Linked DNA regions of Homo sapiens: region 2 is linked to region 1. Evidence: chromatin loops called from intact Hi-C (ENCODE). Cell type or tissue: heart left ventricle. All regions are shown on one strand. Each heading gives the region's core, and the rest is flanking DNA. Links, peaks and the distances in the headings are about the cores only.

Region 1 (5,360 bases), core at 170-5,169:
CACTACGCCGTGTCCTCGTCCTCTGTCCCGTAATTCCTGATGTTCGTGGCAGCCGTGACCCCACAGATGATAAAGGGGACCCCTCCGCTGACGAGGTAAAACCTGCCGGGGAGGAAGGCGTTGACCCCCTTGCAGACGCCGCCTGCATCCTCCGGGGTCAGCGCTGTCCCTCCCCCACTCCGCGGGGCAAGGGAGAGCAGCGGGTGCGGGCGGAGCAGGAGGAGACCAAGAACCCCGACCCCCGACCCCCGACCCCCGACCACTGACCGAGCAGCCAGTGCCGGCCTCGCTGGCCTCCCGCGGGCCTCTGCGCCTGGAGAGGGCCCTGACCAGGTCCTTTCACGGGTGGGCCCCGGGAGAGCTCCGTTGGCTGCGGACTTCTCTGCAACTGCAGGGAGCCCCTGGCTACAGGCGGGACTGCTCCCCGGGGCAGCGTGGGGTCACACAGGGAGCTGTGCGTCCCACCGGGTCCCCAGGTCATGGCCCCTCCCCGCGGGTAGTGCGTGGCCAGTGACCAGCAGTGCCCCGTTTTAAACAGTTTTAAGGCCCCGCTCAGCCTCAGGGGAAGAAGGTCGGAGGGCCGAAGTATCTGCTCCCTGTCAGACCGAGGAACCCCGCCTTGGAGGGGCAGAGTCTCATCCTGACAGGCACAGCCCGAGCCCAGGGCAGGGGCTGACCTTCCCCTCTGCAGGGCCTGGCAACGGTGCTGAGGGCGCCCAGGGATCCAAGCGGGATGCAGCGTGTCCCGGACCGGGTGCACTTGCTCACCGCCTCCAGCCCCCACCCGGACCCATGAGACAACCCCTGGCTGCCACCCCTACGGAGCATGGGTGACCTAGGGGCCGGCTCAGAGACCATCCCCCATGGACGCTGTCTCCCCGGCTCCTGCGAACACCTGGGTTGGCCACAGACCCCTGCCCCACACGTTCAGTGGGCTCCAAGGTGCAGTGGTGGGAGGGGGTGGCCTGTGTCTGGTAGTTCTCAGGGACTCCCTAGGAAACCTGTGCTTCCCAGACTCTATATCCCAAGAAGATATCCTTCAAGAATAAAGATGAAATAAAGATACTTTCTGATAAAAATAAAACTAACAGCATTTTCCGTGTATCGACCTGTACTTCAGGACATGTTAGATGAAATTCTTCAGGGTGGAGGGAGAGTAGACACTCCTGCAGGCACCGCACCTGTGGAAAACCCCAACCAGACCTGCACGGTGGGCCTTGGGCCGAGGGTCCGTGCTGCGGACTTCACCAGAACAGCAGGAAGCCCCTGGGCTGCTTGGGGGGACTTGGACTGTGCGGAAGGAAGGAGAAACACCAGAAACGCTGAAGGATAAATAGAAAAGATTTGTCTCCCCCTTCTTAATTTCCTCCCTCTTTCAATGACTGTTTAAAGAGAGAACTTTAGCAGTGCCTTGTGGAGGGCACTGGGGATGGTGCTCTGCCCAGCATCTGCAGGAGGAAAGGTGGGAGGCAGGAAACGGTCCTATATAGTCTCAAGTTTTCTGTAAATATGTTATATGAAGAGAACAATTTTACTCTACATAGGCTGTGGAAAGGTTGCGGATTTTAATCCATTAGAGCAACCATAAGAAACTAGGTAAAAACTAGGCAGGGCACGGTGGCTCACGCCTGTAATCCCTGCTCTTTGAGAGGCTGAGGTGGGCAGATCACGAGGTCAGGAGACCGAGACCATCCTGGCTAACACAGTGAAACCCCGTCTGTACTAAAAAATACAAAAAAAAAAATTAGCCGGGCGTGGTGGCGGGCGCCTGTAGTCCCAGCTACTCGGGAGGCTGAGACAGGAGAATGGCGTGAACCCAGGAGGCGGGGTTTGCAGTGAGCCGAGATCGCGCCACTGCACTCCAGCCTGGGCGACAGAACGAGACTCCGTCTCAAACAAACAAACAAACAAAAACATTAAAACAAATTTTTTAAAAATATTAAAATAATCCAAAAGAAGGAAGTAAAGGAGAAATGGAAGAATTCCAAAGAGCAAAACAATCACTTAAAGTGGTAAAAACGGAAAACAAACAGTAAAATGTAGACTAAATCCAACCAGATCAAAATTCCAATTAATTTTAACAAGCTAAAAGCTCCGATCCAAAGGCAGAGGTTGTCAGAATAGATAGTAAGCTTCTGGAACATGGTGACTAGAATAGAAACACTTTGAGTATAAGACACAAGTAGGTTGAAAGTAACTGGATGGAAAAGGCCATGCAGTGCCAACTGTGAGATTAAGAGAGCTACAGCGGCTACACGGATGCCCGGCAAAGTAGACGATAAGACAGGGAGATAGAGGGGCCCAGGGGACGCAGAAGTGTCCAGGATGGACCCACAGCACACAGGAGTGGTGCAGGACGGACCCACGGCGCACCACCGGCTCCGGGCTCCTTCCCGGTGAGCCGGCAGAGGGCGCGGGAGGCCGCCGCTTTTCTCGCCGCCGCCGCTGGGCAGTCACCGCCGTGGACGTGCAGGCGCGGGGCCGGGGCCGGGGCCGGGGCCGGGGGAAGGGGGTGCTCCGCTGGGTCCAGCATCCACCATCCACCGCCTGACGTGGGCCCCTCGCAACAGCCTCGGCCCACCGGTGTCCGGGGAGTTGTTCCCGCCCGTCTGGCAGCTGGGAACACCCTCTCCTATGGCTCCAAGCCCCAACCAGGGTAGGGGTCCAGCTTGTCCTCCTCCTCTGGGCGCTGACGAATCTGTCACTCAAGCGTCATCTTCTGTTACGTCGAATCCCGTCTAAGCCCCAGGCAGACTCTGGGCGTCGGGGAATGGCCACCCCACCCCTCTGTGCCCAGGTGCCCAGCGTTGGGGCAGCGGCTCGCACGCCAGGGCCACTCGCTGGGACATCTCCGGGTTACGTGATTTCCGCGAGTCAGGCCAACCACTGCCTTTGGGGGAAGGTTTCTAGAAAGGGAGGGCGGATCTGAATCTCGGTGAAATCCTAACAGCTTCCCCTTGGGAGCTATGAACCCGACCCAGAGGTGTCCGGAGGGGCAAAGCGGGAGCTGACTCACGGCAGAGCACATTGCTCAGAGCCCGGGGAAGGTGGCCTGGCCAGGGAGGGTGCAGAGCCGGGGAGGGTGCAGAGCCCAAGAGGGTGGCTTGGCCGGGGAGGTTGCAGAGCCGGGGAGGGTGCAGAGCCCAAGAGGGTGGCCTGGCCGGGGAGGGTGCAGAGCCCAAGAGGGTGGGCTGGCCGGGGAGGGTGCAGAGCCTGGGACCAGCCCTGAGTGCATCACCACGTGACCCAGTGCCAAGTGAGGGAGGAGCGGCCATCAGTGCCGGGGCAGGTAGATGAGCATCGCACAGGAGAACAAGAGCTCGGTCCTATGTCGGCTGAGTAACACCCCCAGACATCCACGTTCTCTTCCCTGAAACCAGTGAAGGTTTCACCTCACGCGTCAAGAGGGACCTTGCACATGGGGTTAAGTGAGTGGCGGTGAATGGTGGAGACTGCCCTGGGTTGTTTGGCTGTACTGACATCACCGGCGTCCTCTTAAAAGGGAGGGCAGAGATCCCAGTGGAGAGAGGACGCAGGGCTGCTGGCTTTCAGGGTGGAGGAGGCCCCAAGCCCAGGAGTGACGGTGGCCGAGGCAGCCCCAGAAGGTGCCGGGGGGGGGGAGGGAGGCAGTCCTCCCCACAACTCGACGTCGGCCCAGCGGGGCCCATTTCGGACCTTACGGCCTCTCGACTGTCGGATGATCCCCCTGAGTTGCTTTAGGCCACTGAGCTTTCACCGTGGCCACAGCAGCCACGGGAAGGCGGTGCGGCCCCAGCTGTGCGGTGAACCCCAGCTACACACAGTTACAGGACGGGCGTGCTGCTGCTCACAGGGGGTGACTGGGGAGCCTCGTGGAGGAGACATGGTGTGGATGTGGCATGAGGACGGGTACCTTAAACCATCCCTAGAAGCACGAGGCACCCCAGTATCACAGACTTTGGGTTCCAAAGCTGACTCAGCGAAAGGGAAAGTCTCTGCCGCTCGGGCTGATGTGAGGAACAAACACAGGCTCCTGCCCGTCAGTGAGGAAGAGTGGGCGGCCCAGAAGAGAGCGGAAGAGACCTGCACACGCTTCACAGAGGCAAGAGAGGACGGCGCAGCCAGCAATGCTCACAGACGGGCGCAGAGGGACGGGCGCAGAGGGACTCGCGGGGCCCCTGCCAGGGATGGGCTTGTGAGGAGTTAGCAGGCTTAGAGCTGAGCCCCGCATGGGTGGGACGAGCCTGCAGACCACCTGAGCCCTCGGAGACCAACGTGCCACAGTCGGCAGGAGGGATAAAGGGATAAAGCCCCGTGGTCTCGCCAGAAGCGGGTCCCGTGCAGCCATGGACATGGGGAGCCCCAGCTACCGACGGTTACAGGATGGGCCTTAAAGAAACACGTGCAGGGAAAGAAATCAGAGAAATCTGCTATGAAACCAGGTGAGACAACAACTCCAGGAACACACAGCTCGAAGCCAGTGCAGCCTGGGGACGCGTGTGCCTGGGGACGCGTGTGCCTGGGGACGCGTGTGCCTGGGGATGCGTGTGCCTGGCTGGTGAACCGGGAGGAAAGACAAGGAGGCCCCAGGGCCAGGCCAGGGAGGCACGGCCAGGGGTGGGGCCGGCCCCAAGGTTCTCGCTTCTGCCCCGCGGGTCGTGACCACAGTTTCCTGGCTGTGCTGGTGTGTCCGGCCAAGACAGCAGGTTCCTGGGCGGTGCTGGTGTGTCTGGCATCTTCCTAAATGTTCCACTGCACACTCAAAAATGATTAAATCTAGAAAGTATTTTTAAAAGGAAAGGAAAGAAAAGAAGAAAGAGACAAGAAACAGGCCTGTGGTGCAGGTGGAGCTTCGCAGTAGAGGGGGCACCTGCAGCTGACCCTGCCCAGCCCCTCGCCCATTAGCCCCTCGGCCCCGTGCCCAGCCTGAGTGCTGCCGGCTCTGTGATCCCTCCTGGCACACTAGCCCGCTGCTGGTTGGAGCTGATGGTCGGAATCAGCACACGCTGGGACACGGGGAAACGGGGCGAGGACGCAGACTGCAGGTGTGGTCCTGCCACGGCTCTGTTCCCGCCATGGCTGATGCTGCACACCTCTCACCGGTTGCAGTGGCACCATCACAGCCTGAGCGAAAAGGTCCTGGGCCCAGGTGCCACCCAGGGCAGCCCTTCTGAGACCAACACTGTGTCCCTGGGCTCAGGTGAGCAGCACTGCCTCTGCCTCCATGCTGCGCCTCTCCTTACACCACGCGCATGCTCACACGTGCACACACGTATGCTTGCATGACACTTCCACACGTACATGCCCCCCCACTCTCACACACTGGAACACACATACCACACACACACTGGCACCCATCACACACACAGGCACACACATAC
Region 2 (5,360 bases), core at 163-5,162, 180 kb after region 1:
CCGGGTGGAATTCCACTCTCCCAGGTGGGCCTCTCCCAGGCGGTCCTCTCTCAGGGGGTCCTCTCCCAGGTGGGCCTCTCCCGGGTGGAATTCCACTCTCCCACGTGGGACTCTCGTGGGTGGGCCTCTCCCAGGGGGTCCTCTCCCAGGTGGGCCTACCCCAGGTGGGCCTCCCCTAGAGCTCCCCTAGTGTGCCCACCCCGGGGTGAGTCCCGGGCCCTCCCCTCCCCAGGCCGACCCAAGTCCTTCAGTGGCTCCGGCTTCCCCGCGCGGGGGCTGCGCGCCCCGCCAAGCCTCCAATTCGGGTCGGTCGTAGGCGCCGTCCGGACCCCGGCCGGAAAGCAGCCCCGGCTGGGAGGTGGGGAGCCCCGGGGGGCAGGTGGCTGCGCTGCTACCCTCTCCGTGGGGGCCGGGGCTCTGCGTCTGCTCCTCCCGCCTCGGCCACCCCCTGCTGCCAGGTCTTAGCTCGTCCCCAGACCCGGCGGCCCCATCCACGCCCGCAGCCCGCATTTCCACTGCGCGACTTTCTGTGCCCGCTGCACTTCCAGCACCGTGGCAGGGGCAAATCACCGCCTGTTAAAGTAATGACGGAATGAATGAAAGAACGAAAGAATGAAGGAATGACTGACTGACTGACTGACTGACTGACTGAATGGATGAATGAATGAATGAATGAATGAATGAATGAATGAATGAATGAGCCGACGAGCGCAGGCGCGAAGGACGCAGTCGGAAGTTCCCGGGGAAGGTGGAGGGTGAGCCCGGGGTCAGGACCAGAACCCGGGCACACAGGAGCCCTGAGCGGGGAGAGGAGGCCCGCGCGGAGCCCCCGGCGTCCCCCCACGCCGCCTTCCCTCCCCTTTCTTCTTCCCGCCCCTCGCCGGGGGTCGCTGCCCTGGTGTCTCACTCCCGCGGAGCTGGCGGGGGGCAGGGCGGGGGCGCGGCGTTGTTCGCCTTCCCCGAAGTGTGGCCCCGCCGCCGACCCGTAGCCCCGCGTCCGCGTCCCTTTCGGTCTCCAGGCAACCGTGGCCGGGTCCTCGCGGCTGGAGAACCCAACCGACAGTGGGCGGCAGGACGCACCGCGGACCCCGGAGAGAGCGGACGAGCAGGGCGCCGGCGCCATGGACCTGGTCATCACGCAGGAGCTGGCCCGCGCCGAGAGCCAGCAAGGTGACCCCAGGCCCGCCACGACCCCCGCCCCGGGGAGGCCCCGGGACCCGCCACGACCCCCGCCCCGGGGAGGCCCCGGACCCTCTCATCCCAGCCCGCCCAATGGGTGATCCCTCGAGGGCCACAGCCGGAGCCCCCACCTCCCGATCGTCTGACCAGAGCAAACGTACAGGAAGGCGCCCACACCGCTGCTCCCTGGCGGCGACAGGTTCTGACGGTGGCTGTGGCCCGGGGGCCCAAGGCGGCTGCCTGGGGCCTTCGGGATGGCGTTGCCCGGCTCACTTCTCCCAGCCCAGTGACCAAACCTTCCTCAACCACCCGTTTGGGACAGATGCTGCGTCCTTGAAGAAGGCCTACGAGTTGATCAAATCGGCCAACCTAGGGAAATCGGAGTTTGACCCCTCAGAGAGCTTCAGCCCAGACCTGTTTGTTCTGTGTGCAGAGCAGGCCCTGAAGGTAACTAGTTCCCGGGATCCTCGGTCAGGGCAGCTTTGACAGGGAGAGGGAGGGCCTCTGGGTGTGCAGCGGATGCAGAGTGGGGCTGGGGAGAGGCAGCTCCTGGCCGGGCAGTCAAGGGGCCAGGATGGAGGATGGGGCTGGAAACAGGCTCCACCTGTGCTGGGGGCCTGTTCTGAAAGCGGGCCCGTGGTGCTTCTGGGCAGGGAGGCCACCCCTCCGGGTCTGTGATCTTCTGTGGTGGTGTTCTCTTGCAGATGAGGCAGCCAGAGGTGAGCGAGGACTGCATCCAAATGTACTTCAAGGTGAAGGCGCCCATCACCCAGTTTCTGGGCCGAGCGCACCTGTGCAGGGCCCAGATGTGTGCCCCGAAGTCGGCAGAAAACCTGGTGAGAGGCGTCCTGTGCCCCTTATCCCCAACAGTTCAATTTTCACCCCATCTCCAGAGCAATGCCAGGCTAGACCAGGCTTAAAATCGTTCTTAGGGTAGTAGAGTGAAGGAATTCCTTTCCAGAGTGACACGAAACTTGCACCATTTCCTGTCCATGCTTTTTGCTCAAGTGGTGATATCTGACACACAGGACCCCTGGACCTTTGCCTCGTAGCAGCGTGGTCTCTGTGGCATCTGCGCCTGCAGCTGCCCCGAGTGGGCACAGGGGAGCTGGGGTGGGGCGGGCGTGCTGGAGCACAGGCACTGCGGTTTCTGCTGCCTCGCTGTGTCTGCGGGACGGGAACCCGGGTGCAGGTCCAGGACCTCGCCACGACACTCAGGCTGTGTCTGCCACACCGTCACCTGTGGATACACAGGTGACACACAGGGGGTACCAGGCCAACCGTGAGGGAGCCGTGGCATCCGCAGATGGGGCAGTGAGCAGGGGTCAGTATTTCGGTCTAATTGTGCTTCTTTATGTTGCCTTAGGAGGAATTTGAAAATTGCGTGACTGAGTACATGAAGGCCATAAACTTTGCCAAAGGAGAACCGAGGTAGGCAAAATTGAAGTGGCCGTTTCTCACTGACTGGGTGAAAGACTTCAGAGCCAGAACTTATCAAGTGGGTGTATTTATTTGAACTGTGGGGTTTCCCCTCGTTTGTGGTCTGTGATTTTCATGCACGTGTGATCACTCCCTCATCTCGTCAGCGTGTGGACAGGCCACATTCATGCCGAATTCCGAGTAACAGCCTCTTTTGCACTCGGCGGTTTTCGTGATTTTAGATGGCTGTGAAGAGTCTGTTTTCTGCCGGGCGTGGTGGCACATGCCTGTAATCCCAACTGCTGGGGAGGCTGAGGCAGGAGAATCACTTGAACTCGGGAGGCGGAGGTTGCAGTGAGCCCAGATCACGCCACTGCACTCCAGCCTGGATGACAGCGAGACTCTGTATCAATAAAAAAAAAAAAAGAGTCTGTTTTCTCCAGGGCCTCCCCGGGCGCACCCCCAGGGCGCCTTCTCCTTCCCCACGGTTCCTTCTTCGGCCCAGCGTGCCTTTGCTGCTCCCTAGCGGACAACTTGGCCAAGGCCGCTGTCCCTGCGGAGGCGACTCCAGCACTTTCTACAAAATCAGTGCTTTCTGCACAAAAACAAATATCATGCTTCAAACTGTTAAGCTTGCACAAAACTGATTCATATCCTATTCAAATCAGTTTTGTGCAAGCTTGACAGTTTCAAGCATATTTGCTTGAACATATATCACATATTCAAATAGGATACAATGTTTGGAGGATATTTAAATAGAAGCTGTGGGTTCCCTGGTCTGTTCTACCCACATCGGCCTGCTTGTCTGCTGGTGGCCTTCTCTGGTCACACCCTGTTGCAAGTGCTGGGGATGTAGGGCCCAGCCCCACAGATCCTCTCTGCATGGGGACAGGGACGGGGAGGCCCCACCTCAAGCCACAGATTCTAAAGACAAGGGGTATTTCCAAGGGTGCTGTGACGCGGGAGTGGTGGGTACCATGGGAAGGAGGCTGCTCTGCTCCAGGGCCCTCAGGGGCACTGTGGACGGGTCAGGGGGTGACAGAGCCTTGCCAGAGGTCAGGACCATCTTTGGGAAGGGTCCAGGTTGTGTGGAGAGAGAGGGCAGCGCTGGCTTGTCCAGGGCAGTGTCAGTGGGACAGGAGACTGTGAGCCCAACCACGGGCATGTGGAGGCCACAGTGGGAATTTGGGGAGAGCCACTTACAGGGAGGAGACGGGTTCCTTTCGAGACGCAGCACTCAGGGAGACGCAGCACTCAGGGAGACGCAGCAGGCCGCTGGAGTCCCATGATGACCCCTCTGACTCAAGCAGGCGTGACCGTCTGGTCAGGACACCCCGCACCTCCGCTCCTCTCCTGAAAACCTGGAAACAGGATGAGTCCTGTCCTAGGGTCACGTGGTGGCTCTGAGTAAACTCAGAGGAGTGGGCTTGCCACAGCCACCCTGGTGTCCTCCTCCCACCTGGGCATTGAGCAGTGCTGGTCCACCTGGTGGCCGGCCCAGGACCACAAGGCACACAGGCCCTACATGGCAGAGCTGGCCTGCCCCACTGTGGAGTGGCCCTAGAGTGAGAAGGGCAGATGGGCCCGGATTCCCTTACTTCAGTCCCTGCAATGCTCCCTGCTGCCCAGGGAGAGGCCCAGACCCCTGAGAGGGGTCTCTGCTCACTCTTCCAGCCCACCCTCCTCCACTTCACACTCTATGCTGGCAGACGGGAACTTTGTTTCCCAAAGGTTCCTCCCTTCTCCTCCATCTTCCTGACCTTCTTTTCCTCTACTACTGTCTTGGCTGCCTCCTGACATCTTTCAGGTCACAGCAGGCATGTAACCTCCTCCAGGAAGCCTTCCTTGATTCCCTCTGTCCTTGCCCATTCTTGTCTATCCCTTGAGAGTCAGAGGAGGCCTTGCCCAGTGGTGTATTTTCATGGGAGGGGGCCGATCAGTTTGTGGAATAATTGATGAAGAAGGCCCTGGTCTGGACTCGGGAGCCTGTGGCCGGGTCATCACAGCCGGGCCTGCGCTGGAGCCATGGCACGTCGGACGCAGGGTCGCCCAAGGCTGTCCCAGGGAAGGGCTCTGCATCCTGGTGCTCCTGCAGGCTGGGCCAAAGCTTCTCAGGTGGGGCTGCTGCCATCTGCTGGAGAGGACCTGAGGCCCCTCCTGGGAGGGGCTCCGGAGACACAGCGGCCCCTTGGTTCTGCAGCTTGGGCCGGCTGGGCTTTGAGCGTGCTCTCTGCTTCCTCTGCTCGCGCCGCAGGTACTACTTTTTGGTGTACAATGCATCAGTCCTCTACTGGCAGATGGTGAGGCCGTTCCTCAAGCCTGGATATCGTCACCATCTGATCCCCAGCCTTTCCCAAATCATAAACGTGCTGAGTCAGACTGAGGAGGAAGACAAGGAGTGGCGTGCTGAGCTGATGCTGTGAGTTGAGCTCGCCGTGCCCTCTGTGGCCTCCCGGTGGGCCGCCCTCTGGCTCTGAGGCCACCACCCCTTCTCCGGGGGGGGGACGGGAGTTCCACATCACTGGGGCACACTCCATGTGCGTTCTCTCCCACAGTCACAAGTTTCTGTGTGTCTTGTCCGAAGGTCGTTTCCAAAATCTGTAGATGACATTTGCCGTGCCCTGGTTATGAGGTTATGACAACAGAACAAGATACTGTGTTTAGACTCCCAGCAAAGCAGATATGATCCTGCCCCACGCAGCCTGGCTCACGGTTTTACAATCTTAGTTCTTAAAATGGTAACGCAGTAGACGTTTTAACAG

Evidence for each region. Hi-C counts contacts between places; a loop is a spot of excess contacts. Peaks named below come from ENCODE experiments on the same cell type or tissue, not always from the same donor. Only the 100,000 strongest peaks of a DNase experiment are listed, where the experiment ranks them.
Region 2: a loop joins it to region 1, with 8 times the contacts of the local background. A loop is called at or near these places in 53 of 110 quality-filtered maps.

The regions. Positions count from the first base shown.
Region 1 is chr10:133,121,975-133,127,334 of GRCh38, reverse strand. ADGRA1 (adhesion G protein-coupled receptor A1) reads right to left here. Exons shown (of 7, transcript NM_001083909.3): 6 at 4-102. Among named protein-coding and RNA genes, the nearest start is that of KNDC1, 36 kb to the left of the region's middle. RefSeq lists an enhancer at 1-523. In heart left ventricle, for the core only: a CTCF peak has its summit at 2,393 (motif pointing right); DNase peaks (open chromatin) are centred at 594, 2,454 and 4,114; H3K27me3 peaks cover 3,663 bases.
Region 2 is chr10:132,938,246-132,943,605 of GRCh38, reverse strand. CFAP46 (cilia and flagella associated protein 46) reads left to right here and starts at 1,036. Exons shown (of 58, transcript NM_001200049.3): 1 at 1,036-1,170; 2 at 1,502-1,626; 3 at 1,884-2,015; 4 at 2,546-2,610; 5 at 4,853-5,017. The coding sequence starts at 1,122. It overlaps LOC105378572 (a long non-coding RNA gene), which reads right to left and starts at 239. Exons shown (of 3, transcript XR_007062348.1): 1 at 1-239. RefSeq lists enhancers at 556-1,139, 1,140-1,723, 4,520-5,245, 5,246-5,360. In heart left ventricle, for the core only: CTCF peaks have their summits at 3,121 (motif pointing left) and 4,744 (motif pointing left); DNase peaks (open chromatin) are centred at 355, 1,025, 3,095, 4,755 and 1 weaker place; H3K4me3 peaks cover 1,281 bases; H3K27me3 peaks cover 2,645 bases.